Linked DNA regions of Mus musculus: region 2 is linked to region 1. Evidence: chromatin loops called from intact Hi-C (ENCODE). Cell type or tissue: left cerebral cortex. All regions are shown on one strand.

Region 1 (2,500 bases):
CATTATCAGAACATGATGATGTTTCTCCATTTCCAATTTTACTGATAATCTCCCAGTCTGCATGTATGGGTTTCTTTCTTGATTAGGAATTTGCACACAATGCAGCAAATAAACTCAAGGTCAAGATCACCCTCTAACCAGTGATCTTGACCTTGAGTTTATTTGCTGGAAAAACATGGGTTTCATGTAGTTCCTATGACTTTTGGTAAGTGAAAACAAATGAGAAAAGCTGGCAATGCACCTTGAATGGCCATATGTTAGGGAACTTGCTAGGGCCTGTGCAAAGAAGACAGGAAGCTACATCATCCCAGCTCAGTGTGACACTTAGGACGAAAGAGCATTTGCTCCAAAAATCAAGCTAAATTTACTTATGCCAGAAAGACCTACCTCAGGAGCAAAGACACAAGGGCGAACCTATTTGAGAACAGAGACAGACTATTTTCAATATCAAAGAAAGGTCTTTGATAGTCTTTCTTTACAGCTTAGTGCCTCTTACTCAGAGTAAGGCCCCAGCTGATGGTGAGGAAATGGATGGCTGAATGAAGAAATTCTCCAGTCATACCAGTGCACGACTTTAAGTAGTTGCATGTGCATGTTTCAATAAGATGAGAATAATTCTCCTGGCTAGGCTTTACTTTCATCAGTAATAATTAGCTCCCTCTATACCAGCAGTTCTCAACTTGTAGGTTGTGACCTCATTGTGGATGTTCATTGACCTGTTTACAAGGGTTGCCTGAAGCCATCCAAAACCACAAATATTTATATTATGATTCATAACAGTAGCAAAATTATGGTTATGAAGTAGCTAGGAAAATAATTTTATGGTTGGGGGTCGCCACCACATGAAGAACTGAATCCGAGGGTCACAGTGTTAGGAAGGTTGAAAAACCACTGCTCTAGGCTGTGTTTGTCTGATCAATGATTTCCAACTGATTTTAACTTTTAGAACATGTATGTCTGATTGGGACCAGAATGTCAAGAAGTAGACCATTCATAAAAAAAGAAGTGTATCATTTATATAAGACAGCTTCACAATGGGTGGAAACAGAACTTGCTGAGATTATGCTGTCTCTATATAGCATTAGAGAAAAGCTATTTCTTCCCTCTAATTATGCAGCTTGGATGACGCTCTGGGATACAAACTACTTGGAGCTTAAGAGAGCACACAGCAGCTTGAGTCAGTATTGTCAAATGAATGTACAAATGAATAGCAATAAAAGCAAATAATAAAACGTTTTTTTTTCTTGGCATTTAATTCAAATATGCTACAGCACAAATGTGTTATTTGAATTCCTTTCACATGTAATTAAACTACACAGAGAGAAAAATCTGGCAAACTGAAGGCCAGGGAAGGACAGATAAAAGAATAGACAATTCCTCAGAGCATTTTATCAGCTTGCCATCATCCCCTCTGTATTTTGATAAGAAGGAAAAAAAAGTCTAGTATTTGAAGGTCTGGTGAAAGGCTCCATATAACTGTATAAATGTGTTATTAATTGTAGGAGCAGAATTTTAGTTTCAAACTGTACTTTGTGCTCTTAAAAATACAGTAATAATTGTGGAAGACAGCCACCTGCAGAGCTTTTCTGGTGGCTTCTGACCTGCCCTACATCGTTAATAGAGCTAGTCTTACTAACAGGGTTGATGTCATACCAGTTTCTTCTGTCTCACAAAATTATTTAAAGATGTGTCTTTAACCACCCCCACAGTGCCAAGCTGCTCTATAAATGTCAGTTTTCTGCCATGAGGAGAATTATCTTAGATAATGTCACACCATCTCTTGAGATGTTAATCTTTGTGCTTTCTTGTATTTGACCCTTCCTTTATTCAGCTGTAGGTATTTCCATTGCCCTGGGGGATCAAGATTCATAGCAGAGGTGCAAAGAGGAAAGTTACAGTAGGAACAGTACTTTTGAAAGTTCAGCCCTTTGATAGTTTACATTTCGTTGAGAAAGGATCATAGATAGTCTGAAGAATTGAAGTCTTCCAGTGTCCGGAATTCACTGGGTTCTGTCTGAGCTGCCCTTAAGATACTGTCTTTATTCAGGACCTCAGAAGAATCCTGACAATGCGAGTGAGAAAGTCTCTGGGTTTCCAGAGGGACAGTGATGCCTACGAAGCAAAAAAATGTTTCCAGTATGAATTTTTTTTGAAGGCTAGAAAATGTTCTGTAAGCTCCACACTAGCTCTCTGCAGCCTTCCAAATCCATGATGAAACATCAGCCTCAACAGTGACTCTTGCTTTAATTGGCAAAGAGGATGTCTTTAGATAACAATGATATTTCATTTTGGAGGTAAGTCTTCACATGTAAAGGAACTGTTCTTCTAAGATTATGATGCATTCTCACTGGCCAAAGGGAAGTCATCATAGACCACACAAGGACATCAGGTCCATTTCTTACACGTTCTACCCACAACAGAACTCTGGTTCCATTCGGATCCCTGGCACTCATTGTCTGCTGCATCCTTGAGTAGTTTCACCAAGAGTTGGTCCTTTGAT
Region 2 (2,500 bases), 320 kb before region 1:
AGTTTCATGTCTCCCATTAAGATTTTTCTTGTGTACATGTGTATGTATGTATGGATATTGTCTATGTACATGCATAGTGTAGGGTATGTGTGCATGGGAGCCTTAGTCCCTGGAGACAGCATCTCTTACTGAACAGGAGCTGGCCCTAGTGATCCTTTTTGGTTACAGGGCCAGCTTTTCATTAGTGTGCTGGGATCAGGTCCTCATATTTGCACAGCAAACCCTGTTACCCACTGAGCTACTACTTCCATAGCGTGAATGCTTTCTAATTTGATATGGTTTCAAACAGTAGTTATCAAATAACACTTTTAAGATAACAAAATCAAAACCTTAACAAGAAAGTAATTCTTGCTTAGGAGCGATAGGATGTTATATAGCATCTTAAGCATGTTTTCCTCTTTTATTAATAAAGATTCTTTTTTATACATTATATTATGATTACAGCTTTCCCTCCCTCTGCTCCTCCCGTTTCCTTCCCACGTCCCCTCCCTTGCTGACCCACTCCCTTTCTGTCTCACATTAGAAAAGAACAGGATTCTCAGAGGTAGCGACAAAACATACCAAATAAAATACAATAAAATAAAACAAATGCCATCACATCAAATTTAGACAAGGCAAACCAACAAAAGGAAAAGAGCCCCAAGGCAGGCACAAGAATCAGAGACCCACTCATTCACACTCCCAGGTGGCCTGTAAAAATCTAAACTGAAAGCTATAGTATAAGTGCAGAGGACCTGGGGCAGACCCATGCAGGCCTAGTTCTTGCTGCTTCAGTCTCTGAGCTCACATGAGCTTTGTCCAGTTCATTTAGAGGACCTTTTTCTCTTGGCTTCTCAACTCTGGCTCTCACACTCTTTCAGCTTCCTCTTTCTCAGGGTTCCCTGTACCTTAAGCATATTAGTGGTATAAATAGTAAATGAGTCTGGAGCATGGTAATGCATTCAGTGAACAGTTTGGGTGAGAGTAGACATGAACTAAACGATGATTGGATGCTAGTAAGGAATTGACACTTGTGCTGTTGTCACTGGCAGGTGTTAGGTAGGTATGTGTGTGTGCATGCTTTCCTAGGTCAAATCCTGGAGATTTAGAATTTATTACTGTTTGATTGTTAAATGTTAAATAATGGCCTGATTAGTTCCTGAATAATACCTTTGAGTATTCCTGTGTAATACTTTGAGTAGCGGGCAAGTAGGAGTCAGGGATATTGGTGGATTGGAAACAGAAGTGGCTGTTTTCCTTGTGCCAGGTTATAGAAGTTGCCAAATGTGCTCTAGGAGGATCATGAAGAACCAATCTACTCTTGACATTTCTGTAGCCTCAGAGTTATGGAAAATTCAGAGTATTCAGTCTTGTATTAACATACTGGCTCAGTGCCTTTGAAAGTATCAGATTAGTGCCAGAAAAACAGAAGGAAACTAAAGCAAACATGTTTGCTTCCTCTTACTGAGGTAAAAACTCAAAGAAACTTGGGAGATGAAAGGTTTATTTTCCTCACAGGCCATCACTGAGGGAAATCAGGCAGGAGCTTGAGGCAGAAGCTGATGCAGACCACAGAGGAATACTGCCTCCTGGCTTGCTCAGTCTGCTTCTTATAAACCCTAAGTCAGTGTTCCCAGAGCTGGTACCCCTCAAGCCTCACAGACATCCTATTGGCCAGTCTGAGGGCAGTGTTTTCTCAGTCAGCTTCCCTCTTCCCAGGTGACTTGCTTGTGTCAGGCTGACAGAAACCTAACCACTATTAGAGCAGGCTTTCTTTATTTTGTGTGTAGAGAAATCATTTCTGGTTGTTGAGAAGTATATGTAGTATTTGCATCATAATTTTAAACAAAAAAATTGACTTAGAAGCATTTATTTAAAGAACACATAAATGACCAAACATCTGATACTTTGTGTGCACATATGATAATTTTGTACCAAACACATTTTTTAGTACTTGCTGAATTTTAAGTGAGTCTGCTTCCTGTGAGGAAAATGTGGTTTAAAATAAAATGCATTATAATTCTAATGTTTAGAAAACTAAGGCAGAAAGATTGTAGATTTAAGAAAATCCTAGGCTACTTAGTGAGATCTATTTCAGAAAAAAAAAAGAAAATTAAGAAACAATTTAAAAAGTAGATAAAATAAGCTTTTTTGTTTTGTTTGTTTTAATTTTGGCTTTTAGGACAGGGCTTCACTGTGTAGTCCTGGGAAACTGCTCTGTAGATCAGACTGGCCTCGAACTCAGATTTCTACTTCCCTCTGCCTCCCTGCCTCCCTGCCTCCCTGCCTCCCTGCCTCCCTGCCTCCCTGCCTCTGCCTCCAGGTGCTAGGATTAAAGGAATGTGCCAGTTTAAGCTGTTTTAACTCAGAATCGAGTTGGCTGTAATTAAAATTAACTACACCCAGAGTATTTTGGTGGATGTATGCGTTTGTTTTATAACATTTATTGAACATAAGGTAGCAGCTCTTTTTTTTTTTTTTTTTTTTTTTGCACGTGGGACTATATGCTGATAAAACCTTT

What was found. Peaks named below come from ENCODE experiments on the same cell type or tissue, not always from the same donor. Only the 100,000 strongest peaks of a DNase experiment are listed, where the experiment ranks them.
Region 2: a loop joins it to region 1, with 3 times the contacts of the local background. A loop is called at or near these places in 4 of 42 quality-filtered maps.

Annotation. Positions count from the first base shown.
Region 1 is chr10:46,005,407-46,007,906 of GRCm38, forward strand. No RefSeq gene overlaps it. Among named protein-coding and RNA genes, the nearest start is that of D030045P18Rik, 200 kb to the left of the region's middle. In left cerebral cortex, no CTCF peak of the experiment used is centred here; DNase peaks (open chromatin) are centred at 1,102 and 1,736.
Region 2 is chr10:45,683,527-45,686,026 of GRCm38, forward strand. The region is part of intron 19 of Hace1 (HECT domain and ankyrin repeat containing, E3 ubiquitin protein ligase 1); the gene reads left to right. Among named protein-coding and RNA genes, the nearest start is that of Hace1, 110 kb to the left of the region's middle. In left cerebral cortex, no CTCF peak of the experiment used is centred here; a DNase peak (open chromatin) is centred at 1,528.